Regions from separate parts of the Homo sapiens genome. Here region 2 is linked to region 1. Evidence: chromatin loops called from intact Hi-C (ENCODE). Cell type or tissue: PC-9. All regions are shown on one strand. Each heading gives the region's core, and the rest is flanking DNA. Links, peaks and the distances in the headings are about the cores only.

Region 1 (16,727 bases), core at 3,047-11,046:
GGGAACGCAAGCAAATGTGCTGTGGGCTCTCAGACGAATAGTGAATCATTCTGGGGATCTCACATGCTCACTTAACATGCAGAGCTTGGTAACCAGCTTAAGATAGATGACCTGTCACTTTCAAGAACATGTCAACTGTTTGTTGCAGGGGAATATTTCCTAGTCGGTTCATGGGATTCTTAATAAAGATGTTGGAACCAGCAGTCCTGCTGTGTTTCAGCTTCTAACCAGAAGCTGAATAAAGGTCAGAAGGGTTACTGCCCCTCTCAAATGGATCCCAGAATCCCTCACTTTGGATAGTGGTTGTGGTTTTATCTGCTTTGGTGTTTGTTGTTATTATTTTCTGTCTTCTTAGTGCTTCTGAGTTGCTCAGATTTGGCAAATTTTGAATAGACATATATATGAACCCCAAATAATTGTACTGAGAAATGCAGAAAATATTGAGCAAGACGCTGCTGAATTTCCATGAGTAAGCAAATATATTCTAAGAGCTCACAGGTGAAAATTTCTTTTTATTTAATATGTCATTTTTATTGGAAGGTAATGATTATGTCCAGGCCATAAATACAGTGTAAATTCTCTTCAATAGACATTAAAAAGATGACTTTCAATTGGAAGCAGCTTTTTAAAGGGCTTAAAGGATACTGAGGTATAAATTTTCAGACCTGTACAGTCTGTACGTGTAAGACTAGGAAGAAATGAGTGAAACCCAATACAGGCTCATGCATGGGAACACATGTTTATGACCATAAGCTGTAGTTTCACAAAACATGTTGAAGAAGGACATATAATGGACGTATAATGGCTAAGAGTTTTAAATGTATTGTTGTGTGTGTTAGTTTATAGTTATAATAAAAATATCCAATGGGTTATCAGCCCTATCATCATTTTTCAAATGAGGATACTGAGGTGTGGGATAATTTCTTAAAAATAGAGCTGTGCTTCACAAATACCCAGGAAATAAACACTTGTTCAGTCACTAAGTTCTGACTCCATGTTGTGTATTTTGTCTGTATTAAGATTCTGTTCAGCTGCCCAGATAAAAAGTGATAAAAGTTTTCTAGCTGATATTCCTACTATAAGATATCTTACTGTCTGTTTCCAACTAGCTCTGAAGGGTCAGCTAGTTTTATTAGAATTATTGAGCATGCCCAGGATGTGGTTGTATAGGCTCAGCTTAAATTTACATCAATTGGCAATACTTTCTCTTGGTTCAGGATCAGCTGTATATTCCTCTCATTCCTTATTTCTGCCTGATTGTAGGCTCCTTGAAGGCAGGATTTATTTCTGATGCACTATTGGGTCCTGTGTCTGGCTCAGTCAGAACCTGGCATATGATCACTGCTCAGTAGGTATTTTTGGAAGGAAAGGAAAAGAAAGAAGGGCTAGCTATGTAGATGCAACAGCAGCTCAGTGTCTATCTCTGATTCCTTTCCAAAGGTTAAATTAGATGAGGAAGACACGTTTTCTGGGCATCAGCTTTACCTCCGAGTACATGGGGGATCTGTTCCAGTATCTTTGTTCTTTTGTGGTTCAAAGCTTTGAATAATGTATGTTTTGATGAACAAAATGGACACTGTGGCTCTATGAAGAACTTAACTACAAATACTGCAGTTTGTGTCATTTTTTTCAGCCATTTAAGGTGGTGTCAAAAATTACAGTAGCTTACATTTTAAAAAATATTTGACTTTTAAATAATGTTCACTGTGTCATTGACCCTAGGAAGGATTTTAGCTTACATTTATGGCTTCTTACTGCTACTGCAATAGAGCCAACAACCACAGATCTGCCCATCACTTTCTTATAAATGTGGTTATTTCAGATTTCCAGTGTGTTCTGGTCACCTGGCTTGCTCTTCTCTTAAAATGTGTTTAATGCTCTCTTGGCCAGTGGTTAGGCTCATACTTCTTATATTTCTATTATCCAGGAGACTTTATCATCGAGATAGTTATAATCTTTCTTCTATTTTTCATTAAGGTCTTATAAGCCTATTATTGGTGCTGAAGCTCACCAAGACCTCCATACCCTTGCCTCTCTTCAGCAGGTGCTATCTCTTATACCCCAGTTGGAAATGTAGGTTCATTTCAGACAGCAGTTTTCACATAAGGCATTATATACTATTTTAACTATATCAAGGGCCTTGATTTTCACCATCCTCTTAAAGATTTTTAAAAATATCTTCATTCTGAAGTCTCCGAATTTTTATTTTATATGCATTGACTTCTTCTGTTATTTCCTTGCAAAAATACTTTGGTGTTTGTCTTAGTCCATTGGGATTGCTATAACAGAATACCATAAGCTGAGCAGCTTATAAATAACAGAAATGTATTTCTCACATTACTAGAGGCTTGGAAGTCTAAGTGCAAGGAGCCGACAGATTCAGTGTCTGGTGAGGACCTGCTTTCTGGTTCATGGATGGTGCTTTCTGGTTATGTTTTTACATGGTGGAAGGGATGAAGCATTTTTCTCAGGTTGCTTTTATAAGGGCACTAATCCCATTACTGAGGACTGCTGCCCTGTGATCTAATCACTTTCCAAAGGCCCTACTTCCTAATATTATCACCTTGGGGGTTACGAATTCAACATAGGAAATTTGGGTGCACAAAACGTTCAGACAATAGCAGTGTTTTTCCCATTTAGATCTTTGGCCTTGTCATCATACCCCCTGCCACTCCTCTCTCCATATGCTTTCTGTAAGAAACACTTTTCCAACCTCTTTAAAAATATTCTGTTTTCCTCCTTCAGCTTGGAAAACCAAGTTTTAAGCTTGTTCCACAAGTGATTTTGTGCTTTATAATAAGTGAGTTATTTTACATATAGCACAAAGCACATTGCCTAGATTCTTATATATTTATTTCACTTTTCTCGATCCAAAATACATTCATAAATTTGAACCACAAAAGCATTAAAGTGTCAAACATTTCTGTATTTGCCAAGCCATAGCTTTGTTTCTCTTCTGGAAGGTAGCAGAAGTTACTTTTGATGGAGTTATCTTTTTTGACTGGACCAGGAAAAAGGCCCCCATGATGATGAGCAGGAAAGCATCTTTTCTATCTATACCAGGCAGTTCTAAGGTAAGCCAGACCAAAGCAGATGATTCTGTCCCTGCCTCCACCAAAATCACTGTTGGATTGTAGATGAGAAGACAAAATGACTTAAACCTTGGACTGGGACAATTCATTTTCTGACAGCTGGAGGCTCTTATGAACAAGTGAGACCAATATTTGTGGGTTATCTTGGATTTGGCGTACTCATCTCTTCACAGTCAGGAGCAGTCTTCAGAGATGTGATCAAAAACATCATTAAGTACTAGGGTGAAAAATCCATCTTTTTACATTTGGGTTTGAACTTTATGTTTGTCACTGTTTCAGAATTGCTGAAATTACTAGAACAGGGTCTTTGGAGTGGAAGAATTTTGGTTTCTTCATTCTATCCAAATAAGTACAGAAGAAGGTCAACAAGGAATCAGGCCATAGTCTGGAAGACTGATATCCCAGAGTGGCTGTGAGGTAGATGAGGTAAAAAATCAACCTAAAGGGACTGGTTAGGTTCTGAGCTGGAAGAATGTTTGGAGGAAGTAACCGTGAGAGACAGGATGGATAGTTCTCTTGCTTGATGATGTCGTTGAGTCAGAATGCCATCATGCAAACTGATTCGTGTGTGTGTGTGTGTGTGTGTGTGTGTGTGTGTGTGTTCAATGAAGGATAATTGATGTTACGTTTTATAACAGGGATTTTGTGTGAGGAAGGTTAAATTTGAAAACGAATGCGAATGTACTCACCACATGACTGAGTGTCTCCCACCTTCAAGATTCCCATTTGCAGTTGACCTTTGACATTCCTTGTGCCTCTTGCTAATGCTTGGAGTGAACACTTTGGACCTCGTATGTGAAATTCCACTTGCTCTGTGGTTCTCAGTGCTTTGTGGTCTTTAATCAGTTCTGTATGCCTGCCCTGTCTTCCTCTTCCAAGACAACAAGACTTGGCTGTCAGCTTGATCTGTCCATTGTAGTTTATACAGATGTTTCTTTTGTTTTTGTTTGAACGCCCTCAAAGAAACCATGTTGACTGTGCTCCATCACATGAGGCGGTGCCCATGTGTCCTTCATAGTAACACTGTGAGGCATAATTATCCACACTTCAGAGATAATACACAGCCAACACAATTTAGCTTGCTTTATAGAGCTGAGGCAAATCATTTCCCCTCACCCTCAGGCCAGCTCTCTAGTGAGAGATTACCTCTTGGTGACACTTCAGTCTTTGGTTTAGCAGCTAGAATTCTTTTATAGTTTGGGAAGGATATGGGATCACATTTCTATGAGTGGGTGCTGGAATATAGACTCCCATTTTTCACCCTTATACCCTCAGTTAACTTCTCTATGTGAGTGAGCTTCTGATGGGATAAAGTCTTTGGAGAAACCTTAGAATTCTGGTTTTGTTTTTGTTCTATTAAGGTCAAACTCACATAGTATAAAATTCCCCATTTTAAAGTGTACCTTTCAGTGGCATTTATTACATTCACAGTGTTGTACAACTACTACCTCTATTTAGTTCCAAAACATTTTCATCACCCTACCATCACCCATACCCATTAAACTATCACTCCTCATTCTGCCTCCCCTCATTCCCTGGCAATGACCAGTCTGTTTCCTCTCTTTTGTTTTTGTTTTTATAAGAATAGATTATAGCCATATTAAGAATGAGATGCAACTTGACTCATTTATCCAATGACTCATTTATCCAGATGTTAAAAGAGAAAGTAAGAACTTAGGCACTGGAACTTCTTTTATATTCTTATATATCTAGGAGTTGGGCCAGGTGCAGTGGCTCACGCCTGTAATCCCAGCGTTTAGGGAGGCCGAGGCAGGTGGATCACTTGAGGTCGGTCAGGAGTTTGAGTCTAGCCTAGCCAACATGGTGAAACCCTGTCTCTCCTAAAATACAAAAATTAGCTGGGTATGGTGGCATATACCTGTACTCCTAGCTACTTGGGAGGCTGAGGCATGAGAATTGCTCGAACATGGGAGGCGGAGGTTGCAATGAGCCAAGATCACGCCATTGCACTCTAGCCTGGGTGACAAGAGTGAAATCTTTTTTCACCACTTTTTTTTCACCACTCCTTCCATGTGGTGGGTGCATTCACATTTGTTTTCAAATTTAGCCTGTTGTAAAACGTAACATTAATTATCCTTCCTTCCGAAACACCTTTGATCTGACTTTTAAGAAATAAATAGATATATTTTTGTTTAAGCAGGTATATAGGTAGTTAAAATATAATTATTCAATTAACTTTTTCATTTTAAAATTTGGGATTTTTTGGTGAATTATATTAACAGTCCAGGAAAAATGAAAAAATTATTAATTACTATCCTATTTTAAGTACTTCCTTTTTTTCTTAAAGGGAAATATTTTTGAAATGTTGATTGAATATTTATGAGACGATGAGTGTACCAGGTGTTAAAAAGAAAATGAAGGAAATATGAGATGTCTTTTTCTCAAACATTGGTGGGTAGTTTTTGTCCTTTCAGCAGGATTTTTGCTTCAAGAGTTTTTGTTGGTTCTTCATTGCTGCATTAAAGTTACTTTCAGAGGGCTAAATCTCATAAAATGCCAGGATATCAAGGAGAAAATTGAACTCTGGCTCAAATCAATTGCATATTATGTTAGGAGAGAGAGACCTCATGAAAATGCTTCATGTTAAGGGGCAGGAGCTGGATTTTCCTTTGATTCCGGATTTTAATATCAACTGTCAGTATTTAATAGTAAAAAGACATGGCTTCACATGTATTTTTAATTTCCTCAAATTTGAAAGTTGCGTGAGTCTTAAACTGGCCCTTAGAAGTGGATTTCAGAATTGGTGTTTAAAATATAAAATTCACAGAAACTCCTAGTGGGGGGTCAGCTGGAGTGTCATTTTCAGGAATAAGCAATATCTATATTGTTTTTTGTTCAATATTTTGTACAGTTTTCATTTGGTAAATCTGGTTGTTATTAAAGTGACAAAGCTAATGGAATCACCTGCTGAGGCGCTGTCTCCCAGGAAGGCACCTCTAACAAAACCTTTCCTTTCCTGACGGGAGATCATTATGAGATCCTGCCTCGTAAGAGGGACCCCTAAAGGTAGATCTGGAACATTCCTCCATCCTACCTGAGTGTCACTTGGCTTTAATCCTTCTGCCACCATCTAGATACCCATCAGCCTCCAGCTTGGATTCCTTTCAAAAGATACTTAGAAAAAAAAGAAACAACTTTCAGGTTTTGCTAATCTTGAGATATCTACAGTTCTATGACTTTTTCCATGTGTGTATAGAGAAGGATGTGATTGTGTTCCAGTTCAATCTGTCTTAAAGAGTGGTCCGCATGGAGTCAGCAGGTATGGGTAGGCCAGGCTTCTGCCTTTTTAAAATTTTTATTTTCTTCAAATTTTATTTTAAGTTCATGGGTACATGTGTGGGATGTGCAGGTTTGTTACATAGGTAAATGTGTGCCATGGTGGTTTGCTGCACAGATCATTCCATGACCTAAGTATTAAGCTCAGCATCCATTCGCTATTCTTCCCGATGCTCTCCCTACCCCCAGCCCCTGCCTACAAGCCTCAGTGTGTGTCGTTCCCCACCATGTGTCCATGTGTTCTCATTGTTCACCTCCTGCTTATAAGTGAGAATATGCAGTGTTTGGTTTTTTGTTCCTGCATTAGTTTGCTAAGGATAATGGCTTCTAACTCCATTGATGTCCCTGCACAGGACATGATCTCGTTCCATTTTATGGCTGCATGGGATTCCATGGTATATATGTACCACATTTTCTTTATCCAGTCTGTCACTGATGGACGTTTAGGTTGAATCTATGTCCTTGCTATTGTGAATACTGCTGCAATGAACATACATGTGTGTGTATCTTTATAATAGAATGAATTATACTCCTTTGGGTATATACCCAGTAATGGGACTGCTGGGTCAGGCACCAGCATTCCAGATGATTCTAATGTAGGTGATGTGCAGACCACAGTTTAAGAACCACTGTTCTAGCCCCTGAAATCATTTTGGGCCTGATTTTGTCCCACAGTGTATTTGTTTTCCCTCCCAGTTTTGAAGCATGTGAACATTTGGCTAGAAGGCCATGACCTAATCCCAGCCATTAGGAAAAATGTTGATGGATACAAGAGTGAATCAGAGCCCTGAGGCAAGCCACTGGAGACTTCTCTCCAAGTTGACACTCTGCCTTATGAATACTGAAATTCAATCCGTTTTAAACCCCTTTCTTTGGCTTGTCATTTGGCCCACATTTTTCCTGTCTTATCCTCCAGGATCTCATGAGAGATTTTGTCAAATGCCTTGCTGACATCCAGATATGCCAGATTTGCAGAATTACCCTGATGTACCAGTTCAGCAAACACATTTCATTTTTTTTAAAAGGAAAGAATTAAAAAGAGTGAGAGAGAGAGAAAGGAAAATAAAATTTAAAAAGGAAAAGAAAAATGAGATTTAATTTGGTGTGATATTCCTTTTCCTGCTAATCCAAAGATATAAATTTGAACCCACAATTTTTTTTTTGGTTATTTCATCTGGAATCCTGAGATTATAGGATATATTTCACAGTAGTCTCTAAAGCTCAGCAAAGAAATCCATGTGGATTTTCCAGGGAGGTTTCCCCTCCCCAAAGGAACATGTGCAGACTTAAGTGTGGTAAGTCATTAATACTAGCCTCCTTCTTTGTGTGATGGGAAGCGGGTGGTCATTCACCCTCAAGCAGTGATTTTTTTTGGGAGCAGTGCAGAGAGGGGCATTTCCCTGTATAAATCTGAAGGCTTCAAAGTGGTCACTTCATACCATCTCATTTTGAGTCAGACCACCCTCACTACTGCTAAGAAGCCTTAATAAGTGTGTCTGTTCTTCTTGTGTATTGGAGAGGAAACAGGTAGAGAGTTGTTACCCTAAAGAGAAGGGAAAATTCTTTGAGCACATTTGAATGACAAAATTATATTTCTCATCGAGTTTCTTTTTAGAAAAAGGGAAGAAAATAGATGTGTCTTGGAATTCTGTCCATGAGACCACAGAAAAGAACTTTGACTCATAACTTCTTTAAGCAAATTCCTCCCCCAGCCCTTTGCCCCATGATGTGTTGATTCATTGTGAAAATCTAAAGCAAACCAAATTTCAGCACATACAGAAGCCAGAGTAGTCAGCATCAGGGAGATCATGCACTGCTATCATCCCTGGAAGACTGATGTTTCAAAGGCTCAGCTAATGTGCTTCCTGATGTACGGGTTAAAAAAGTGGGAGAAGCAAATTAATTACATTCAAAAGGAATTTAAAGGAGACTAATCAGTGCAGTGGAAGAGACCAGGAGCTGTTTACAGATGTGCCAAGATGTAGAGAAATCAGTATTGGCTTTGTCTGGAAGAAGGAGTGGGGCTCCTCTTCTCTAGCTAATTAAAGCAAGCTTATCTGTAAATTTAGTTATTCATAAAGCTTGCTTCCACGGAGCTGCTGTTTTTCTAATAGGATGGGAAGGCTGGGTTTCTGTAAATGTGGGTCAGTCATGTGATTAAGTGACCCAGATTTCCGCAGACAACCAAAAGAAAGAGCAGAGAGAGGATGTGCCAGCTCCTGACTGCACAGCACAGCATGGGCACACCTAATGCCTCCTCCCTATGCTAAAGGCAGAGATTGAATGTGAATGTTTTCACTTGAAAATTGCATCATAGTATTACTCCTATAAGAAAGCAGCACCAAGCATCAGCTCTTTCTATTTCTTTTCAATTACTTCTCTTTCTACAGTCAGGAAGAGACCTTTTAAGCATTTAAATTACGGTACATCTTTAAATGCTGTAGCTATGTTTGAGTTATCTGGCATCCCAGGAAATGGGCTGGTGTTTCCAAGTGTCCGTAGGTAGAGAGTCTAGAAGTGGACTCATGCTGATTTTATTTCATTTTTGAGACAGAGTCTTATTTTATTTTATTTATTTTTGAGACAGAATCTTGCTCTGTTGCCCAGGCTGGGGTGCAGTGTCACAATCTTGGCTCACTGCAGTCTCTGCCTCCTGGGTTCTAGCGATTCTCGTGCCTCAGCCTCCCAAGTAGCTGGGATTACAGGCGTGTACCACCACACCCAGCTAATTTTTATATTTTCAGAAGAGATGGAGTTTTGCCATGTTTGCCAGGCTGGTCTTGAACTCCTGGCCTGAGGTGATCCACCTGCCTCGGCCTACCAAAGTGCTGGGATTATAGACATCAGCCACTGCGCTTGGCTACCTCTTGCTGATTTTAGACACCTCATCTCATCAGCATTTTCTTATCTGTTTTTACATTTTCATTATAATGTAGCAACTATTTTCATTGCATGGTCAGCCAGTTTTTTACCTCTTATAAATTATATTCAAGATTACATGGTTTACTGGAGGAAAAGTAGAAAACATGAATATGCAAAACACAAAAGAAAATAAAATTGGTCAGGTGCAGTGGCTCAGCCTGTAATCCCAGCACTTTGAGAGGCCAAGGTGGGCGGATCACTTGAGTCCAGGAGTTCAAGACCAGCCTGGGCAACGCGGTGACACCCCTTCTCTACTAAAAATACAAAACCATTAGCTAGGCATGGTGGTATGTGCCTGTAGTCCCAGCTACTCAGGAAGCTGAGGTGGAAGGATCGCTTGAGCCTGGGAATTTGAGGCTGCAGTGAGTGCCACTGCACTCCAGCCTATGCTGGAAAGAAAGAAAGAAAGGAAAGAAGTTAAAAGTGAGAAAATAAACTCATCCTTTCTACCACCACTCAGAAATAACCATTCTTATTATTTTGGGTCAACAACCAAGAGGCAGTTTTGTTATCTAGCTTGAAATCACAGCTCTGTCACTGTTCAGCTATGGGATTTGGGCAAATTACTTGATCTCTTTGTATTTCAGTTGCCTTGCTGATAAAATATGGACACCTACCTCAAGAAAATGCCTAGGAACATATACAAGACTTCAAACATAGTGAACATTCAATAAACGATTGTTGAAAAAGACATTGAATGAATGCATACATGAAACGTTTCCCATGTAGTATAAAGTTGTTCATGTATCTGGTCCCTAGTTCATTGCCTACTGCAATCATAAAAGCATAAAGGAACTTCACCCAGTGCGTGAGCAATAAGTACATTATAAATGTTAGTTATTATTATTGCCTGACACATCATTAATATTCATTAGATAGTTGTTGAATGAATGGATGTCAGTCACTGCCCTTGGGTAGTTTAAACTTGAGAGAAGACAAGAGAAGATTCATGAAACAATAAATACGTGGTGAGCCATTTGGTACTCAGTTTGAGGGGAGAGCTCCCCAGGGGCTGTTTTATTTGGGGATTTCCTTGGAATGTTCAGCTGATTAAACTGCTCCCATTACAGCTTGAGTGACACTGGGTAACAGATCTGGGACCGGATCCTACATCATCCCACCACGTAAGTGGACTATATCATGCCTTCATTCATTCATCTTTTCCCATTCCTTTTCAACAATGCTTACTGAGTGGCAGGAGCTGTGTGGGATTCTAGACAGCCAAAGACGTTTGCTGTTGCCACCGTCTTGTTAGGAGATCTGTGGCTCAGAGGGGATTCATAATGTACTGTGATAAATGCTATGAGCCAGCAATGCCCAAGGATTATGGGAGCTAGTGTGTGTGTGTGTGTGTGTGTGTGTGTGTGTGTGTGTGTGTGTGTGTAACAGAGGGAAGGAACGTCAGAGCGTCCTTTCCACAAGGAGGTCCAGTTGGAACCAGGTCCAAATAGAGAAATAGGTATTATTCTAAACCAGGAACACAAGAGTAGCATTTGCAAAGATTAGGCAGAGTGAGAGAACTGGGAGGTGCATACAGCATGGCTAGAGCTCTGAGCTGCAGAGAGGCACGAAGGTTCTTTCTTTTAGTGGTGAGTGGGAGTGGTTACATTAAATGGTTTTAAAGCTGGGAGTGACAAGATCAAATCTGCATTTTGGAAAACTAGCCAAAATCTGTGTGTGTTGCAGGGTGAAGGAAAAGGTGGTGGGATAGACTGGGGCCAGGAACACTAGTTGTTGGAAACCAGAAAGAAGGGACTGAAGTAAGGGTAGGGGAGAAGGGATGAATTGAAGCACCCAACTCAAGATATTAGGGAGGGACAGTTCACAGAATTTGTTAACCAGTGGTTGTGTCTGTGTCTGTGTGGCTGGATGTAGGGGTAAGTGACTAAGAAGGAATTAATGATGCTTCTCAAGTTTCTGGCTTGTTGTGGTGTGCATGGAATGGTGAGACCTTTTATCTAGATTAAAAATATAGGAGACAGAGAAAGGTTAAGGCGAGAAGATCCTGTATAAGTGGATTTTGATGAGCCATTGACACATCAGGCAGAGCTTCTGAATGGGAGTGGTGCTGAGGAGGAACAGCAGTGGAGGAGAAGCTGGGAAGCATGGATTTCTTCATGCAGATCATCTCCTACTTGGGTCAATAGATAGCTCTTGATTTTAAGTAGCTTCAGGAGCTAAGTTCTATCTTCTTAGAGTAATTGTCCTGTCAATACTGAACCATGGTATACTGTCCTTGTTCTAAATACAGTACAAAGATCTTTTCTGGCACAGGGACTTAATCTGAGCTACTAATTTCCATTTTGGGGCTTTTTGCCAGGCTATTTGAGGCAGCATTTAGAAGCAGAGAAAAGTAGATTAGCACTGACTATCATTTTTTATGTTTAGACTCCAAGCTGATAAAGCAATGACATTTTTATTATTTCAGCATGGTTTTGTGGATGTGTCACAATTATTTATATAGTTTTTTTTTAGGTAAAGGAAATTAAATTATTTGAGGAACTGTGCCCTCACCTTGTGGCTGAATCTATCTGGTGCTGCTCTTCCTTCTCCTTTCCCTCACTCCCTTACATGGTCAGGTCATTTTAAATATGTCCAGTCTTCAGAGGAGATGCCTCCTGATCTCCCAACTATCACTGAGGGGTGGAAGGTAGTGCTTATTCCTCATTTGTTTGATAGTGCTCAACACCTTGGGTTAAGATCTTTCCTGGAAGAGAAATGGTAGGGAAGCAATATGCAAAAGATGAAGACATGGCTATAATTTAATTCTTAATTGTTCTAAAGTGACGTATTTCAGACATAGCAGGATAAAGACTTGGGTACATGTTTCAACAGAATTTATTTAGGATTTAATATTTTATACCAGATGTTAGGATTTCCTTGTGGAGGGATAAGGGATTGCATGTATATAAGCAACAGGGCCTGGTAGTTCTGACCTGAAGAAGCTTATTCATTTCCTGGGGAAGATGGATTTTCAAAGAAATATATGCAAATCAATGAGAAAAGTACTATAATAAAAGAATATCCAAAATAGTATGGAGATTCAGAGCATAACTGCCTGGAAAATGCTAAGAAATTCTTTACAGAAGAATGCTTCGTGGGAAGTCTATAGGCTTGTCTGTCTTGTTTGGACCAGATGGCAGACTTGTTGAAGGTCATGTCCCTTTCCCTGAACTGGACTTTCTTTCCATTTTATCTGTGCTGCTTCAAATGCATTTGTTGCTTGGCTTTCTATGGCAGTTTCTTAGGCATAAGTCTTTTTCCTATACTCTCCTGGAACATCTTCAGGGCAAGACCCCTGTTTGTTCAGCTCTCCATCCCCTGCCATACCCAGTAGGTGCCATAGCAACACATGAAATCTTACATTTTGTTCTCAGAACAGCACTGTAACATTGATGTTATTATTAGCACCATTTTTAAAGGTAAGAAAACTAACACACAGAGCATTGAAAACTTTTCTCAAGGTGTCTCAGTCAGTTTGGGCTGCTTTAACAAAATGCCATAGACTGGGTGGCTTAAACAACAGAAAATGGATTTCTCACAGTTCTGGAAACTAGGAAGTCTAAGACCAGCTCGTAGATGAGTTTCTTGGGAACCTGGCTTTTGCCCATAACGGACCTAACAATGGTGACTACTGTTTTCTGTCCTGATGTCAGGCTAAGTATTCATAAACACCTTGACTTGATGTTTACAACTTCATAAGGTAGATTATTTGTATTCTTGTTTAAAGGTAAGAAAATAAGTTGGCAAATTTACAAGTATGGAGGAAAAGGCGTACATGCAAGGAAAGTTAAACAAAAATAGATTTAAATGGTAAAGACTAATGATATTAGAATATCTTAAGGCAGAACGGACCTAGTTGCCAGATGCCTGGTACTTAACAATAACTACCATTTATTGTGTTGTATGGATGTGGCTTATTTTTGGTGAAGCACTTTACAATAATCTTCACAGTAGCAGTTAGAAGTGAGGAAAATGGACTTTTCCTTTTACTGATAATAAAATAGAGGCACAGAGAAGGTAATTGCCGATGATCACATGAGTGTCAGGGTACGTGTCAGGTCTGTTTCCACTATTTATTCCCTTAAATACTATGGAATTAGAGCAACGTAACACACTGAGATGTTAAACTTGGAGTTTTTCTTTTTTACCCCGTCTTATGTATGGTCTCTGTCTAATCAACCAGTGTCTTCACATTACCTTGTGGAAAATCAGGGGCATTTTAGGCAGGAGCAGAGTAGGTGGGAGGCACGTCTGTAGAAAAGCAGTGGAAGCAAAAGAAAAAAGCCTGTTTTTTTTTTAAACTTTCAAAATAGACTCTTGAAGTCCACATCAAAAATGACAGTTTTAAAAGCAAAGTTTTTGATCTTAAGAGCTAAGTTTTGTTGAGAGAAGAAAGGGCTCCTGAAATAAAAAATAAAGTTCTTGTAAAGTCAGGAATAGAGTTTATGCCATAATAGATTAGGAAAAAGACTAAAGGAAGATCTAAAAGCTTTCCTCCCTATATAATCCTCCCAAGACTAGGATCCTTAGGCTGGTAGAAAAGGAGAGTTAGGTAGGACTTGAGTAGGGAGCAGTCTCTTGGGCTGCTGTGATGGGACTGGGCCTGGGCTAACCCACAGGGAGAGAAGCAAAGCAAGTATGGAGAGTTTGTCCAGCACTAGCCATGACCATCTCAGGGCACCCAGCCTAAACCTATTCTCCTTCACTTTTGAAATGAACATCTGAAGTCACTGGGGTCAAGGAGCCATAGTGGTTGCTCACCATCACTTACCATGCCTTCCGAGGATGGATGTCTGCCTGCTGCTAATGGATTGACCACTAGAATCCATAGTCCTCCCAGTGCCCCAAGATTGTGCTGAGCTTTGACGTGAACCACTAAGTTTGGGCATTCTCCTTTTTCTATAAGGAGAATGAGGAACAGGATTGCCCTGCAAGGAAAACCAGTTCTTGTCTGAGTGAGAATGACTATTCAAAAGGAGAAGTGAAGAATACTCTAATATGGCCTCCTGGAGCAGGAATGACCAAAACAGGACCTCCAGGAATGGGTAGAAGCTGGGAGGACTGAGGGTGAGAGGAGCCTGAGAGGTCTGGGAGCAGGGTGAGCAAAAATGTAGTCCTGGAGAAGCACAGTTAGAGTTGAACAAGTGCTTCTTCAATCTTGTGGTTCTGGATTGGGGCCACATTCTGGCAAAAGAGCCTTTGAATGGCAGATTAGGGTTTAGACATCAGCTTGTGTGCAGGGGGAAGCCATCAAAGCTGTCTTTTGTTTGCCTGTTGATTTGTGTGACTTGATAAAATTCTCTACTGAGCATTTCTCATAGTACCCACTTAATTTTTAAAAACAACTCCAGAGCAGTTAACAACTCCAAGTAGCCTAAGGCTGTGTAACTGAGAAGAGGTAGAAGTCAGCAGATTTGATTTTATATCCATGTGAGACAAAATTGTGTGCTTGTTCAAACCTTTCACTCTGTCTTCTGTTCCCTCCCCGATGTTTGATAATGCCAGAGCCCAGAGTGGACAGACTCTAAGTGGTATCTAGGGGACAGACCGTCGAAGACCCAGATGTGTTCCTGCAACCTTGCCAATAAGTATAAGTCCCTGACAGCCCCACCTCCCCAAGTGTTTCTAGCTTGTTTATTCCCAGGTTAGGTGTCCCCTTGTTCTCCTAATTTCTACCTCTCTGGGAAGCAAAATGAGTGTCAATCACCCCTAAGCCTTGGCCCCAATGCTGCAGGCAAATAGTTCTTTATCTCAACCTCTTAGTTCCTAGGTCTGTACTTTACACAGGATCAGTGTGTGTAATCTTTTGTTCTTTTGTCTTCACAGTAACTTAATTCCTGTGGTAAGGGAGGATCATGTGTATTCTTAAGTGTGGGTCCTTATTATTTGTATGTAGTTTGCATCTGTATTCTGTCAGCTCATTAGTTTGTCCACTTTTCATTCAGTTAATGACAAATGTGGAGTATGCAAATGTTTGACATTCAAAACAGACAGCTCTGCAGTTCTGTGCTTTTAGATCATTTACTCATTTCTTCTTAGAGATTTATCTAAATTAGCATGACAGTGGCCGTGTTTCCTCATAGTTGTACGTGTCCTTTATGGAGTTATATTTGGCACCCCAGAATTAGGAATGAGATCGTTAACATCAACAATTCATTGAGATAAACAGGACCAGTGTCCTTGTGCTCTTTTCATAGATGAGGAATCCACAATACCCAAGAGGTGCACTACTGTCTGGTGAGGTGGTGGTGATGGCTCAGAATGCTCACTTGTGTTCATTCCTTTGGCATTCAGCTTTACACTCAGGGTAGAAGCAGCTATGATTTCTCCCATAAGAACAGCCAGGTCTGTGCTGGTTTATCACATGCAGTTCTGTGCTTTTAGGTCATTTACTCATTGGCCAGTTCATGTCTCTGGGGAGACATGCACGCACGCACACACGTTATATTCCAGCCAAATCGAACCATGCTTATTTTCCAGAATGTTCCATACATTTTCCTACCTCTAAGTATCTGCAGACATTGTTGTTCTTGTTACTAGTATTACAAAATAATAATAATGATAAAAATAGCTATCAATTATTGAGTGCTAATATCTTAACTCACATTTTCTTATTTAGTGTTACTATTTTCATGTTTAAGAGATGAAGAAATAAGGTTTGGGGCATTTGGTGAGCCAGGACGTATTTCTGTCTCACTCTAAAGCTGCTCCCTCTGCCTCAGCGCTGCTTTCTTCCTGGTCACCTGGCTGACCGCAATTTATCCTTGGGACTCAGGGTATCTGTCTCTTGCTCTCTACCCCTCCCCACAAATCCCCAATCTATACTAAATGCTGCTCCCTTGAAGTGTCTACACCACCCTATACTGTAATGTAGCACATTGCACACTGCACTACATTGGATAGCTTATCTGGCTAACTCCTTTACTACAGAAAGGGACCACCACATCTGTCTGGTTTCCTGTTGTATCTCCAGGCTGAGTAGTGCTAGACTGTCATTGCTCAATAAAGGTGAAATAAGTGGCTGAAAATGACTTGGCAATTGTGGAAGGAGAAAGCTCCCCAGAACCCTTCAGCTATATAGAGATTGTTGCTCTTGAAGCCCCTCCTCTCCTAGCCCATAGCAGGTGATCAGCAAATATTTGTTGATTGACTGAATGAATCTGATGAAGAGGAGTCTGAGCAATTAGTGACAGGGAGCTTTGGGAATCTGGCAGTGCCTCAGTTGCGGGTTGGAGGAGTAGGAGGAACTAGGGGCAGTGGGACGGGTATGGGTGTGAGTGTCTGATCCCATCTCTGAGTTGCTAACAGGCCATCTTTTATTTGGTTTTTGTGAGTTTCTGTTTTCTAAGTGGAACCTAAATGTCAGTTATGTAGGCAAAGAACAAAATAATTCTCTAGCTGCTATTTCTTTTC
Region 2 (16,727 bases), core at 5,442-13,441, 120 kb before region 1:
TGGTTGGGCTGTGTGTGGGGGGCGGGGGTGGAAGTTGTTGGGCAGGAAAGAGCTATGGCCAAGCTAGTTTTCTTTCTAATCCTGATCTGACACTTCCTTAGCACTGCAATATTAAGTGGTTGTGCCCCTCTGAGCATGCTCCTGCATCTGTAAAATACACCTTTAATTCTTAGGATTCTTTATTTCAATTATTTAAGAGAATTAGAGAATGAAATGGTTCAAGCAGTTCTCAGAAAGTAAGAAAAGGAAAGAGCAGGAAATACAATATGGAAATATGAACTTTCTCCTGCTGCATAAGATTTAAACTCTTGACATTTAAAGCGGAAAAACACAATTTAAAGAATGACTGAAGGGTATGTTAATTATTTGTGAAGAGGCAGAAGATTCTTCTTTGACACTTAAGATGGCAATAATTTTGAGCAGCACATACATTGGCCATGTTTATAATTATGGCTAATTGTACAATGAGTAGTAAATAGGAAATGGATTGAAATTTCCAAAAAAAAGACATGAATGGACTTTAAATGAATATTACAAGCTAACAAAAAATAAATAAATAAAAATAAAAATAAATAAAAAAAGGAGAGCTGTACGAAGCCACAAGAAGAGTTCCACCTTGGATTGGTGGTATGGATGTGTTTGTGCTCAGAACTTAGAACTTCAAAAGAACAGAAGTCCTGCTCCACATCTAACAACTTGTAAATAATTATATGGCTTCTAAGTTACTTGAAATGTTATTGAATTGAAATAAATTGGAAGGAAACCAGACCTGCCATTGAAAACCAAAGGACCGAACTTTCCCCAGTGCTGGAGGGAACCTAAACAAAATCTCCAGCTTTTAAAGGAAGAGATTTTCAACCTGCTTTCATCTCCTCTTCCTTTTGGTGTTTTTCCTAGATGGGATGGAAAGCAGAAGATGTGGCTGGGGTGTTTTTAAGATGGAACTGAGTTTGCCCTCAAGTCTTTCAAAGATAAGACAGTTTTACTTACCAGGGAGAGGATCTATTACACCCTGAACAGCTGCTATTTTTGAGGCAGGAAAGTGAAGCTGAAGAGCTTTGTACAGCTGTCATGTAGAATTCTAAGCACCCATTTGATAAAACCTGTCAGCGTGACCCGGTTTCTTGGGCAGATGCAGCCCTTGGCTGTAGCCCCTTTCCTCTCTACCCCTTTCTGTTCGTCAGTTTTGTTTTTGTTTCCTGTTAGAAATATTCCAGATTTAGCAGCTTAAAGTGGTGTGTGTGTGTGAGTGTACAAGCGTGTGTGTGTTTTAAGAGCGGTCATTTGTATGATTGAACCCAAACTCGTATTTCTCTTTCAGGAGTTATATTAAAAAATATTTGACCCAAGGCTCTAGAAATTTTGCCCTATGGGGAAAAGGAAGAGAAGAAATCTTTATCAGCTTTCTTACTTGGTTATAGAAGTGGTAAGGCATGAAATTGGAACTGATGGCTTAATAATAGCTGGACTTACATCCCTTAGTTGAATTTTGCTGACAATTTCTTTAAAATCTTTATAAACTCCCACTTTTAATAGTTCTTTAAGGCTGTTAAGGCTCTGTGGGTAAATGCACCAGTGTAACAAGGCTTCATCCAGGTATGTTACAGGAAATGGGCCATGAACTAATTCAGGACTCATGATGTAGACCAGGAAGCCTATTTTATGTATCTGTAACAAATAGATTGTAAAGTTAATATTATCACCTGGTCCCTTGTCTATCTTGAAGTTTACACAGTGTCGTTACCATCTTAGGTTGTACCTGAGGGGGTATGTATAGTAGCCGGCCTCTCTTTAATAAGTCAAAGTGGACTTTAGAACATCCTTTAATACAAGAGTCGAGACAATTTTGAGAATTGCAAGCTGACTGAGTATGCCAACATGTAGGACATCAGACAGACAGTAAAAAAACTTAAGTGTGGGTATCCTGTTTGCTTTTTGTCCGCAGATGTTAAGCAGTTTCAATAGCTGGGGAAAAATTGTTGTGTCATTATCTGTGGGTAGTGTGCTGATAGTTTATTATAGGGCAGAGTTATTGAAAGAGAAAGAATTGTATCATTTATTCATATTTTAAAATGCTGTGACAATGTACTACTTCAGATGAGTGTTGTCCCCATAAATCATCCTAGATCCCTGTGCTCAGGAAATCTGTGAAAAGATAGTATTTTCAGAGGCAAAATTATTTCAGTTTCTTCACAGGAGGAATTTTAGAACATAAGGAGGAATTCATCCAAACAAGAAAGCCATCTACTGAGCTTACATCATTAAATAGGAAAGGTAAGGAGGGCTACACCCAGTTTAAAGATATCTTTAAGCTATTGTCTCCAACCTGGGGCCTTAGACCTCTGAGTAATTAGAGTATGTGACTGACATGCATTGTTTGTAGACTGAATGAATTAAAACTGGATTCCCCACTATACTTTGGGTACTAAAGGGGCCTCTTATGCAGAAGGATTGGAAACTGTGCTGTAGGGTAAGATATTTTAGGAACAATGCTTTAGTTTTCTCTTGCTCTTTTTGTCTTTTAACTTGGCTATTTTCTTATATATAGAATTTCTGTCCAAAAATCTAACTGTGTGATTTTTTAGCTCAGCTCAGAGTAGCACAACAAAATTACAGCCACCGGTTGGACCCAGTTCAGTACAGCATTCAATCTAAGGGCCTTGTAGCTTCCAAACGTTTGTATTATTCCAATCCCTGGGTGGCATTGTAACATATATTTATTCTTGATTGCTCCAGAGGTTTATTTTAAAAATCAGAATAATAACACAACTAGGTTAAGTGCAATGTACTTTGAAATTCCAAACCAGTAGTTCTTTAACCTATTCATGCTGGTTGGATGACAAGGCATTTTACCATTCTTTTTTATTTAAAATTACCCATATTTGTGGCTTTTAATTAATTATCTAATTAAATGTATTTTATTTTATTTTGCCTGCATTCCAGGTTTTCTTATTTCTATGTTGTTTCTCCTTTATACATATTTACTCTCTCTTTTTTTTTTAAATTCTGAGGTCTCTCGAACAATAAATGGACTCTAGCATTGTTCCCATGTGACCTAAAGAAACTACCATATTAGAAGAGGCTACCATATTAGATTAGCTTTCACTTAACACAGAGGGATCTGAAAAGATGGAATAGTGGTAAGAACCTCCTAAGAAGTGACATTTCATTGGAAATTGGAAATTCTATTGACTAAATCAGGAAATAGAAGGAGACCTCCTCAACTGCCCTTGATTGGTAATTACAGCTCATGGGTAGTTTTAATAGCCTTCAGAATTCCTCATCTTTCCTTCTCATATGTTTTCCTGTAAGTAGTGTCTTTTTCCAGAAGTTGCTTCAATGGTTCTTTTGAGGACTGAATAGAAAGAGCAAATGTGTAGTCACCTTTACTGAGTTCAAAGGAGTTATTTGACATATCAAGCTTTCCCATTGGCTGAAGAAACCTTAGCTCAGAGTTGGTAGACCCAATCCCTGAGCCATTATGAGATACCAGTGATCCTTGGCCTGGTCCCTCAGGTCAGAACTCAGAAAAGAGCAGCAGATACATCCAGAGTCTCAGGGAATTAGGCAAGTTTCTTTCCCCATCCAGTGGAGTTTTTGCTAGACCTCTCTGAAACAGGATACAGCATGATATATTTTTAGTAATTTACAGAAAGAAAATGGAAACAAGCTTTATTTTGATAATTATTTGATATTTTAGTACATATCTCTTGAGAAAACTAGAATGTCCCACATGGGACTGTGATAAGACCAGAGTTAGGAAACATTCTCAGAATACGGGATGGGTTGACAATGCCCATGTGTCTGAATTTACAACACTTGTCCAAAATGCAAGTGGTTGCAAATGGCTCTGAAGGATGCTTGCCAGTGCTGTCATATAAATAAAAGAATACAGAATCATAGAGGCAATTACTGTCGTCAAGGTGGCTACCGAAATGTAGGTATTTCTCTTTAGCCCCGGTTCCCTCATAATAATCTTTCAGTTTTCTCTCTTTTTTTTTTTATTCCTCATTACTTTGTAGCTGGATGCTATACCACATTGTTGATTCTAATAAATGACATGTTGATCTCATCTACCTGGGAATCCTTGGTTTCCAGTTTTCACAGCTTTGTTTCCAGTATTCACAGCTCAGTGCTGGAGAGTTGACCATTTGTGTAGTTCAGCATTTCTCTGTGTTAATCCTGTGAGGGTTGAGTGTTGTCGACAATTCTAGGCATTCTGTCCATCATTTTTTTTTTCTCGATTCACTTATTCTGGTTTTCCTCGGGGTTTTTATGTCATAGCAGAGTCTGGAATTTGGTCTGGAATATATATACACACACATATACACACACACACACCACACACACACATATTATATAATGTTTGCCCTTGTGTTACATTAGACAGTTGTATATAGAAAATTGATTTCTTGAAAAAGATTTCATATCAATGCTATGGGAGCAATATCTGTATCATTGCTTTATAAAGATTTTTAAGGATTTGTGAAAAACTTTTCTTCCTTCCTCTGAAATTTTCTTTCTGATGTGAAGATTACAGGAGATGTGAATATTGGATCTTCTGAGTAAAATTTCATTTATTCTAAAATGTTGAGTGATAAATGTGGTATTTGAATATAAGTGTGTGTGTGTGTGTGTGTATATATATATATATATAGAGAGAGATGCATATATATTTGCATGCTTATAATTTTAACTTTAATTCAAAATGATTAAAAATGAACAAATTATGAAGCATTTGCCCATTGTATCATGTCAGCATTGATCATGTCCTACTTTGTGTTGCTTTTAATTTTCTCCCTCCCTTTTTTCATCTTGATGTCTTTTGTTAGCCATATTTCTAGAAGCCCCAAGAGCAGGGATCTGCATTTGATATTAGCCCTTAGTGGAAAGAAAGCTGACATATACTGAACAACTACTGGGTTCCAGGCATTACGCTAGTGAGGCAGTGCTCTGAGAAGTGCTATAAAGTAGATAATCATTATGCCCATTTTACAGATTGAGAAATTAAGCTGCAGAGTAGTTAATTTACCTATAGACATGTAGTTATACTTGAGCTATTGACCAATCACTGCCAACCCCATCGTCTCACATCGACTCTATCTGTGTGCCTCTTCTACTTTGTGCATTCAAGGTCTCATTTTGTTGACTTTGGCTAATTTAATGATATAAATGATAAATAATAGAAATCAGAGTAATATAACATTTTCCTTGTCTCATGACAAACTAAGAGACATGAACACTGATACTAACAATTACTTCAGATGTGTATCTGGAATACTTTAAGACTCCAATTCTAAGGCTTGTTTTCTTGTTGTATATGTTTCAGGAGAGTAGGGGCTAACTGCATCAGTTTCCACATTTGAAGAAGAGATACAAAATAGTTATCTATAATGTAAGTGAAATGTGTATTGAAATGGTTAAATTGAAGAAACCAATCTTGGGTTGGTTTAAGGACACTAAGAGTCATCTCTACCCTTTGCCTTGTAGAGCAAACTGTGCATTTAGAGGGAGCTTAACTAGTAATTCAGAATAACCGCTATTGCATACCATGCATTTAAACTGTGGGGGAATCTAGGTTGCTATGACAATGGAAATATTTTCATTTTCTCCATTTTTAGAGTATAAACACATGAATCCTGAATATTGCTTTGGTTTGCACTTTATGTTTTCTGACTTCGTGAGAGAAGTGACAGAGACACTAGCCATGCTTCTTCCCAGTGATGCCATAGATTCTGTCTTTCACTCCAGGCTCCTTGTGGAGGTCCCAGAACTCGGCTTGGCCGTACCTGGGCTTCACTGACATCTTTTCTTTAGGGCGGTCACAGTGAGAGATAAGACACCTTTCCTACTGTTAATCATTCAAAGAATAACATGTATTTATTTCACCTTGGATTTGAAATCCACATCTCCTTGGGTAAAGAGGATTCCAAGTCAGAGACACCCCATGCCCACCTTTAAGATCATAAGGACTGAATTCTGTGAATATTCTGTTGGGGGTTTTTTAGCACTCAGTAAAGGAAAAAAAAGGTTGAAAAAAAAACCAAAATAATTGCTAAGCCGAGTCTAGAAATCACCACAGGTTCCCTGGAGCTTTTTATATTAGAGTATCTTCTTCAGGACTCAGTATGTGAATTAAGAGGACCACTGAAGAGTCAGCTGTAGCCAGTTCACTTATTTTTTAGTGACCTGGGCCCTGAAACTCTGTATTTGCGTGATAGAAAACACATTGCCTTCTGCTTGACTAGACTAGGAACAAAAATTGTTAAGGAAATTAAAAACAAATACTTTTATATATCCTCTCCTTCTATTACGCTGCCGTATGGTTTTTCTTCTCCCTCCCTTACCCTTCAGTATTGACTGCGTTCCAAGCATGGTGTTGGGAGCTGCAGATAAATTGGTGAATGGGGAAGACGTCTTTTTCTGTCTTCACAGCATCCCAGTCTCTGGGGAAGGCAAATGAGTAAACAGGAAATTATACTATGGTACTAAGCCTTCTCTTAGAGGGCAAGGGGAACACTTCTGGTGTGGGGTTGGGAGAATCTGGGGGATTACTAAGGTTGGGTGTCTTAGATCATTTGGGCTGCTATAACCAAAATACCATAAACTAAGTAGGCTATAAATAACAGAAATTTATTTCTCACAGTCCTGGAGGCTGGTAAGTCCAAGGTCAAGGCACTGGCAGATTCGTTATCTAGTGAGAGTCCATTTCCTAGCTCATGGACAATGTCATCTCCTTGTGTTTCTATATGGTAGAAGGGGCAAGGCAGCTCTCTGGTGCCTCTTTTGTAAGGCACTAACCCCACTCATGAGACTCTACCCTCATGATTTAATCACCTCCTAAAGGTCCCACCTGTTAGTACCACCTTGGGGTTAGATTCAACACATACATCTTTGGGGAAGACAAATATTCAGATCATAGCATTGGGGAAAGGGCAGGACGCTCCAGACCTCTTTTTCCCTTCCTTCCTTTCTACCTTGGCCTTTTCAAGTCCATCATTTCTTGATGTTTTTTGAACTTAACTTTAACATTTGTCCCAGCTAAAATTATGGCTTCAATAATTACTTTTTATTATTGAACATAGGATACAATTTGTAATATTTTCCTCCAAGACTTTGACTTGCAAGGAGATTTATCTTAGGTTCTAAATGCCTCTTTTAAAGGAATACCAACTAGTGTTTCATTAAGGGAAAAAGACATTTCTCTTCGAAATTCATTGAAGTAGCTCTCTGAGCCATTCATATGGTTTATTTCATTCTCTAGTTTGAGAACCTGGCCTCACTATGAAAAAGTGTCTAAATACCCTCGACAATGTATTTTCTCTTTAGTATGGGCAGGAGCTGAGGAAGTGTCTTCAGGACCAAAATGCTATTTATTCCGTGTTTGACACGTACAAATCCTCTTTGATAAAATGTCATTAGGGAGGCATATTGAGCTGTGTGGCCTCAGTTGATAGGTACTTTTCAGCTTTTATCACTGTCTGTGTCAGAAAATTAAGTGTAATCTAGGGTGTTTTCATTCCTTTTATTAATTCTAGCGGGTATATGTTATATTAGGGAATTTAGTAGAACATTTTGCCTTTGAGAAACACACGTCCCTTTCCACTCTAACAGCCTCAGCCTTCTCAGTCTGGAGTGTCTGTGGCTGAAAAAGCCTTTTTGCCCATCCTCGAGTAGCAAGCTCTCTGCTCAGGGATGGCAGAAATTGCAGAGACTAATTCCTTGTTCCATTTTGTAGAGAGAGTGTTTCTTCTGTTTGTTGGGATGGTGAATATTTGCCAGAAGTTTTATGGAAATGCCATTAGAAAATCTAGGCTTGGTTCTTGGGTGCCTTTTCCTGATTTCACCTGATGATCTTCATTCTCTGTGATTCATGCTCCATAATTCTCAGTTAACTCTGGCATATCACCCATGGAGTTACATTCTGTGAGCAAATGGCCCATTAGCATGTGTCTGTGTGCTGCTCTGGGCTGATATAAATCTTCTGAAAGAACTTTGGACTTTGCCACTGCTCCAGTCTGGTGTGGAAGGGCATTGAGAGGCTGCCTGCCTGACACTGCCTTGCCTGTCACGCGGGTGTAGCTTTCTCAATTCCCATCCTGCCGACTTTTGCACCAACTCGCTTATTGAAAATGCTTACTCAAAAAGAAGCCTATTTGGCATTCATGACTTTATCATGTTCTTTATTATTCAAGACAGAAAAAAATGGGGGCAAAGACAAGTTCTTATTTATTTGTATGTGCCTACATTTCTTAAAGATGGAAATGGTGTTGAGATTGCTAATTTTGGGCACATTCTTTCTTGTTCTTAAAGAATTTCTAAGTAAATGCTGAAACCTTTTCCCAGAAATCTAATTAGGTAATTAGTTCTGATTAGTTAACTTTAAGCATAAGAAGAGAATGATGGATATGTATTGACTCCGGACAAGGGGAAGGAGACCACAGAAGCTGGAGGTCTCCTTAGGAACCTGGAAAGAGCACAGAGTTTGGCGGAGGGTCCTTGGGCCAAGAGTGGCAGCTTGGGAACAGTAGCTTTTAGAAGGGAGCAGCTCCAGGGTTTGGAAGTATGAAAAGAAAAAAAAAAAAGTGGTGGTGGGAAATGATCCCAAAGAAAATGATCTACCAGTTAGACTTCTCACCTCCTATCCATTTTTTATATCCTCTGATTTAAGTTGCTGAAACATAGTTTTACCTAGAAGAATATTAAAGGAAAATAAAAAGAAATCTTTAATTCTGTTCTCATCGGAAGTTATTGCTTATCATTATTTATTTGCTGATACTCTTTTCCTAAGCTAACACCTTAAAATTAAGTAATTCAAATCTGTGAAAATCCTTTATGGAACTGCGTAAGGCTGTGTCCTTTGCAGGATGACATGTATTAACACTTATTTATTAGGCTCTGGGGAGTTGGTTTTCAGATTGAATGAAGTAGCGCTTTGTCTTGTAGGTGCACAAATTACTGAAAATTGAGGTTTTTCTTCCTTCAGTGTACATTACCAGCATTATAGGCTTTTAGAGTATTAAAGGAATTTAAGTTATCTGCCCTAAGTCCTTCAAAAAAAAAAAAAAAACCTAATCAGTTCAGAGAAGGAAAAGGAGAAAGAAAACAAACACTGGTCCCAACTCTGTGCTAATAGCTTTCAGTACCTTATCTCATTTAATCTTAGCCCTGACAGATAGCTATTATCCCCATTTCACATGTGGGGTAACTGATACTCAGAGAGGTTGAGGACCTTGCCCAGGGAAACACAGCAAGAGGCAGAGATAGGTTTTGAATTTAAGCCTTTGTACTGCCAATGCCCATACCTTTTCCACTACCCCACATTAAAGCCACTCAGCTCCTTAGTGATGAAGAGAATGGACCTAGCTGCCTTAACTTCCCTAAACAGAGATCTTTTCCATAGATTATATGACGTACTTTGGAAAAATCTGAACATGTTTGACAATTGTAACAGAAATTGGTATAGATTTCCTTTTTTTTTTTTAATTTTTAAAAGATAAAAATAATTTTCCTTGAGTCTGTAATTTCAAAATTAACCCCCAACCTTCCCCATTCTTTGTAAAAGTTTGGTTCCTTGCGTAGATAGAAGCTAATTGAGCTTTGAGACACATCACTAACTTAATTTTAATCTCTGGTTGCTCTTCTATATTTACTTCTTTTCCATTCAGATGATAATTATGCAACTGTGGTTACCCTGATTAATGTTTTACATATTTCCCCAGGCATTCATGGAGATTGACTAAAATATAAGTTACCATTGGCTTCAGAAAACTTCTGATTGGCATTTAGAAACATGTACAAAACATACCCCTTGGTAAGCAGTGTTCCAACTAACAATTTTCCTCCTTTTAAGGAAAGGGGAAGAAAAAAGAAACATTTTCAAGGGAGATTTTTGTTGCAGTAAAGGGAGACTATGGTTTGAAGCTATTATTTTTTTCCATTTCAGCCTTTTACTTTGTATGGGAAAAAATTTAAAATGGATGTATTCAGGTGTTTTTAACATGATGAGCTGGAATGGAATGCAGAATCAGCTCCTTTTCCCTCTTCATCTCAAAGGAAAAATATCACATATCTCAAATTGCCTTGGGTCACAACACTATTTATTGAATTATTCAATAGTTTGAACTGGTAGAATTAGAAGATTCATTAGACTGAAGGTCAAAAGTTAAGTTAAAAACATTTCCTCATAGTTATGATATGACTCGCAATGTTGACAGATTCCAGAAATGCCATAGAAGCTGAGAGATGCATAGTCTTAATGAGCTAGAAACATTCTTTCGCCTGGCCATTTAGATCCCTGACCACTCAGAAGTGCCCTGAATTCAAATCATTTAGGTCTGTGTTCACACCAGCAAGCAAGTATGTAGTGGGTCAGGTAGACACTGGTTCCTTTCACAAAGTATTTAGATGAAAGTGAAAATTATCCTATTGATTTAGTTTTATTCTTCTAGTTTTATCTACATCTCATGAAAAAGTGAAGCTGGGACATATACTTTGAACAAGCAGAACTTTTTTGCTTTTCAACTGATCTTTATGCTATCTGTTGGAAGAGCCTTGTAGTTTGAAGTTATAATATGGAAACTGTATTAAGAGGATTTCTCATTAGAAGTTATGGCAAAAGAAAGGGTAATAATAAAACCGTGCATGTCTAGAGTGCCAAGCTTTCCTGGGCAATACAATATTTACCTACCTTCTTTCTAATTTATTTTTATGTCATGAGTACTTAGTTTTGAGTATCACCATATTCGAAATGGGAGGAAATAATTTTCAGAATAAAGTCCCAAGAACTCCATTATCTTGACAGCAATGTAGCCACTGTACCCCACTTCCCCTTCCCATTCAGCAGCCCATCCAGAAAGTTGAGCTTTGAGAAGTTTTCTATTCTACATCCTCTAGGGCCACCCCAAAATTCATTTTCTTGCTGTCTGTTGAAGCTCACTTCTTTTTAAATGCGTTAAGTTATTAGTGTGGACACTTCAGAAATAATTGATGGTGAGGCATCTGAGGAATCAGATGTCTGCTTACTGTTTTGGCTGTGGTTCCTGTCCTCTCCATTAAGGCTCTCTTTCCAGGTGATTGATGACATCTTGTTGATCTGAACTTTAAGATGCTAAGCTGCCAGAGAGGGTGATGTCTCTCAGCAGCGTTTGGTACATATGACTACTTCCATCTTCTTAAAATACTTTATATTCTGGACTTCAATTATATTACCTTGCCCTGGTTTTCCTCCCACTTCACTGGCCTTTCTTTCTCAGTCTCCTTTATTGATCCTCCTACCACCCTCTAAATATTGAGAATGTTTCAGAGCTTGAACTTGGGTCTCCTTCCTTTTTGTCAACATTGTTCTCTCCCACTAGTGATATCATCTAGTCTACTGGTTTTAAATATCATCTACTGGGGCCAAGTGCAGTGGCTCACACCTGTAATCCCAGCATTTTGGGAGGCAGAGGCGGGTGTATCACCTGAGGTCAGGAGTTCAAGATCAGTCTGGCCAACATGGTGAAACCTCGTCTCTAATAAAAATACAAAAAAAAAAAAATTGCTGGGCATGGTGGCACATGCCTGTAATCCCAGCTACTCAGGAGGCTGAGACAGGAGAATCACTTGAACCCAGGAGGCAGAGGTTGCAGTGAGCCGAGATCGTGCCATTGCTCTACAGCCTGGGGGACAAGAGCAAAACTTCACCTCAATAAATAAATAAATAAATAAATATTATATATTGGCTATTCTTAAATCTATATATCCAATTGGACTCCCACTTAGATATTTGAGAAATATCATATACATACATGTCTAAACAGAACTAATGTTATTCCACTATACCCCTAAACCCACTTTTACCCCAGTCTTTCCAATCTCCATAAATGGCACCACCATCCATCCAATTTCTTAGGACCCAAAGTGAGGGGTCATCATCAATTCCTCTCTTTCCCTCATTTTTTACATCCAATCCATTAGCAAAGCCTGTCTGTTTGACTTCCAAAATATATCCCAAAGCAGGCCACTTCTCGTCATTTTTGTTATTATAACCCCTGTTCAAGCCATCAGGATCTCTCCCTTGTGTTCCTGCAGCAGCCTCCAAGCCCTGCCTCTAGACTCACACTCTACAGTCCATTCTGCATACTGAGCCAGAGTATTCATCAGGCTGCCTCACTTCCTTGTGCCATAACACCTTCCAGGGGCTTCCCATGAAGACCAGTGTGACATGTAGACTCCTTACTTTAGCCTCAAGATTCCATGCCTGCAACTCTGGTTTCATCTCTTTCCACTGAATCCCTAGTCTCTGGGCCACACTGGCCTTCCCTCTGGACCTTAACCCTCCCCAATATCCCTATGTGCTTCCTTGTCCTTCATGTCTTCCCTCTGCTGCTTTCTGTCTTCATTTACTCACTCCCCTCCAAGCAGCCATTCCTGACCACCTTAGCTAATGCTGTCCTTCCTCTGCCACTCCCCCTTAGGATGATCATATCTCATTTATTTCGTTTTCTTCACAGCATATTTTAGTACTTGAAATGGACTGTTTATATGTTGTATTCTCTGTCTTCTACTGCACAAGCTTAAGGTCCTTAAGGGTAGGAAATCTGTCTGTTTCACTGTTATCCCTCCAGTGCCCAGAACAGTGCTTGCAACATAGTTGTTGCAATAAATACTGATTGACTGAGTGACATTTAATATTCTTCATTTGTCTCTTCCCTTCTGTAGCTATTTTGATTTATGTTTTAAAGAGAGAGGTAACAATTTGCTTTGATATGCTGGGCTTAGTAAATTGGGTTTGCCCCATTCATCTGAAGAAGCTATGCTGCCAGATCCCATCAATCTTTTAAATGTGACTTTTCTTTTTCTGCCTTCTTCTACGTGCTGGAAGTGGATTTACTTTATGTTGCAAAACTGTTGTCCCATTTTTTAACCAGTATGTGACAACTCTTGGAATAAGTCTATACTGATTCCCTTCACTTCTTTCTTAGTTTGGGGGTAGTTTGTGTGAGACTGTACTCTTTTCATTATATGGCCCTATAAGAACTGAGACCAACTCTGTCAAGCAGTCGTTGTCCTCCATCTCCCTTCTCTGGGATTGCAGAAGGAAAAATCCCTAGCTTATGCATCAAGAAACTCTCTATTATTGATGTTGTAAAGTTCTGCACACATCAGATGGAGAGGTGATGGAAGGAGCAGCAAAGCTGCTGTAAAATCTTGAAGGGGAAATTGAGGAGGGGGTTACCAGTGTTCATTTTGCCCTGCTCCTTGGGAGTCACACCTGCATGGAAAGCTCCAAGCAGAGTAGAAATCAAGCACATAAGGCCGAGTGGGCTATGCCAATTTCTGGTTAAGGATTCTCTGTTCCAGCATAAACTTTGCATTCTCATGACAGAATTAAACTACTGTCTGAGTTCCTAGTAAATGCATGACATATTGTGAATTACTAAGTAGTGGTCTTGATAGGTTAGAGGACAGGATGGTCAGGGAGATAAATGAGACATGGATCCTATTGCTCAAGGAGCTTCTAATGAATAATATAATATAACCCACATAAAAGGGAGAATATGAGTTAGGCCAGTAGAAAGAAACAAGCAAAATGTGATGGATATTTAAAGGGGGGAAATCACAAGTAGGTTGAAGGGAGGATGGGAGAGAATGAAGAGGGAAAGCTGCATGGGAGAGGTGCCGTTTAAGGAGAACATGGGGTGTGGGGTGTGACAACCTGGGGAAAATGTGCCCCAAATGACTGAAATGTTACGGACAGGGATCCTCAGGCCATCCTTACTTCTGTTATGCAAGACTTTGAATAGGCCTGTTAAGGGAAGTATTGCCAAGGAAGCTTGCTAGACCTTTTGCAAAATTAAGAACTGTTGAGCAAAATAAAGTATTCATCTGCAAACCTGCTGTCCAGCTGACAGATGGAGCTCTGGCCAGGAGCCTTGCCCGGTGTTGTGTCTGTCAACAGGGAAACTGGGAGAAGCTTACTCCAAGGGGCCTGGAGGACTATGTTTTTTCATAAACAGATTTTTCCTAATAGCTCTTTCAACTAGGTTGGCCTTGCTGGGCATCCCCCATACCACTACTTACCTCACATTTTTCTATAAATCAATCCTCTATTTTACTTAAATGAATCTCGGCCTATTCTAACAATAGTATCTGTGAAATTATGAGTCTGATCCACCAGTTTTTATGTTTTCCCAAATTTTACACCCCCTGCCATTATCTCATGTATTTTATAAAAGTGATGCCAAATCTGTTTCTGGGGAACTTGTATCTCTGCCTTTAAAATAGCTTCAACTTTTGGGGAAAAGTAAAATTACTTCTTTAACATCCTTGTAGCAGTCCTATTAAGTCCTTCTGCCTCATCTCCCTCCTCCCTCCTATCCCTGCCCCTTTCTAGATTCTGTAACATTCTGAGCCTGCAGGGATTGTAGAGGACATAATAAAAAAGATCTTGGGTATTTTAGGATTTGAAGTGCAATAAAAGGAAATTACTGACACACTGAATTGCCATTTAATGGGAGATGGTGATATCGATCTGGTAATGTTTCCTGCGGTCCTAGTTGTAATAACTGTATAATATCATACACTTTATCAAAATAATTTAGAAGCTGGCAAATGAAGTTGTTACAGAGCCTCTGAGTAAAATGGAATGAAAGTCAGAGGGTCCAGAAGATGGTGAGGGAAGAAGAATGGAAAGGGCTACAGGACTAAATTAGAGGAAGACTATAAAGCTCTGGTCAGAATAGATTTCTGAGGATTAAGTTAATGTCTGCATGGGGCTCTAAGTCTCTTGGATCCTGTTATTCTACGAAGATACAAAATGATGTCCTTATCTCCTCATTTGCTTTAACCATTCTTCTTCTGAGCTGATGTAAGTTAGCATGTACACTTGCTTGATTTGTAGAATATGATTATGTTTATTAGAATATTTCTGATATAATAAACCAACTTTATGACGGGTTTGTTTATCAGCAGGTTGCAAGTTTAGTGCGGGGCTTAACACATTGGTTTTTATAGCGCATAATGAAATGTCTGCTGTTACCAAAAATTTAATGAAAATTATGATAGTATTCCTCAGCTTCCTTATTAAAAAATTAAGTCCTAATATTTCTGAAACTTTCATTATTACTTTAATCAGTTTGTATCCTCAATATCCTTTTTGAGCCCTAAGGTTCTTGAATTTTCAAATTTTCTTCTGTGTTCTTTCTTCACTGTTTTCTTCACATGAGTAATTTAGAACATGACAATAGAGAATTGGTTGAGCATAATTAAGGGAGATTTCTCTTTTTTTGAACAAATAAACCCCTACTTACTACTGAAATAATACATATTGTAAACCTTCTTGATTTGGTCTTCATTTAAAAATTTCTAGTAACTTGGAGAGTCACTGATATTTGATTTTGTATGAATGACAAAAGGGTGTTTTCTAAGAAATTAAATAGTATAAATATGTTTTAAATGGTAGCTTTAAATTTAAAGACCCAGGTTTTTTAGCACTTCAGAAGTATTAATTTTCTTGACCATTTCAGGTTTCTTTTCAACTCTTGTCTTCTGTAAATACAATATGTCAATTTTAAAGAATTTTCAAGTAATTAACCTATATGGGACCTCTTCTAGAAAACATCTTGGCCGAGAGTGTACAGATATTTTTAAACCTTTGAAAATATTTTACATTTAGTTAAAAGCTTTATATTTTTCTATTTCTGTGTTTTCTTTACTAGTTTAGGGACAGAGCTATATTATATTTATCTTAAATATCATCTTAATAGTCTCATTTTACCTTTTTTAAAGTGGAAAAGAAAATAGAACACTGAACTCTTGACCTTCTCTATGAGTCTGTGGGCACTTTTTCTTATATGTTTATTTTGCTGTGCTGTTTACTTCTACAGATGTTTACATAAAGAGCTTTTCACAGATTTTGGAAACTTTTAGGTTCCTATGAAAGCACGGCAACTTTGTAAATGGGGATGGTTAAGAGACAGTTCTAAAAGGTGGCCCTATTTGCACACATACACAGTAGTTACTTCGATATTTTAGCTATGTTTGTCAGGTATTTAGCGCAACATGCAAACCATAGCAGCAGTAACAGGGAACTTCTGTTGTAGTGTGTGCCATGAACGCCAAACCTTGATTCTCTAGTCTTCCCAGGTACCACACTGAAAGTAGGAGCCTCTCCATCCATCTCTTTGTCACGGGTGCCATAATCCTAGGCCAGACCCTCATCTTCTTGTCTCATGCTGGATTAGGGATGCAGCCCTCTCCAAGACGTTTATCTCTCTTTTCTTTCTCCCTAGCAATCCTTCCATGTTGCCAGAGTAATTTCCCACTTTTAGCCACTTACATTTAACACCTTTACCATATGAAATCCAAACTCCTGTGTCTGGATTTCTAATGCTGCAATAAATGGCTTCAACCTTATTCAACCTTATTTTTTTTTCTAAATGCGAACAGGCCTCTTGGCTCATCTTTGGTTCTACTGATTGGCAAACATAAGAATAAGCATGCTTATTCTTATTTCCATGACTTGATTTATGACACCCCTCCCCCAGCTTTTCTGGAATCTGTTTCCTTACTTTCTTTCATTTTATCCAACACCTATCTGCCCTTCAAAGTCCACCTTGATTGTTAGGTTCATCATGTTCACCATCTCACTACTCCTCTTCACTTCAGAAGACCACACTTAAGTCTCTACCAGCAATGTAACATGTAGCTACCAATTGATTGGTTTACTTTTCAGGAGCACATGA

Evidence for each region. Peaks named below come from ENCODE experiments on the same cell type or tissue, not always from the same donor. Only the 100,000 strongest peaks of a DNase experiment are listed, where the experiment ranks them.
Region 2: it touches region 1 in a loop (11-fold over the local background); 2 of 110 quality-filtered maps call a loop at or near these places.

Annotation. Positions count from the first base shown.
Region 1 is chr11:92,376,417-92,393,143 of GRCh38, forward strand. All of the region lies in intron 2 of FAT3 (FAT atypical cadherin 3), which reads left to right. Among named protein-coding and RNA genes, the nearest start is that of FAT3, 160 kb to the left of the region's middle. In PC-9, for the core only: no CTCF peak of the experiment used is centred there; a DNase peak (open chromatin) is centred at 7,225; H3K27ac peaks cover 711 bases.
Region 2 is chr11:92,258,999-92,275,725 of GRCh38, forward strand. All of the region lies in intron 1 of FAT3 (FAT atypical cadherin 3), which reads left to right. Among named protein-coding and RNA genes, the nearest start is that of FAT3, 43 kb to the left of the region's middle. In PC-9, for the core only: no CTCF peak of the experiment used is centred there; DNase peaks (open chromatin) are centred at 9,077 and 10,193; H3K27ac peaks cover 3,358 bases.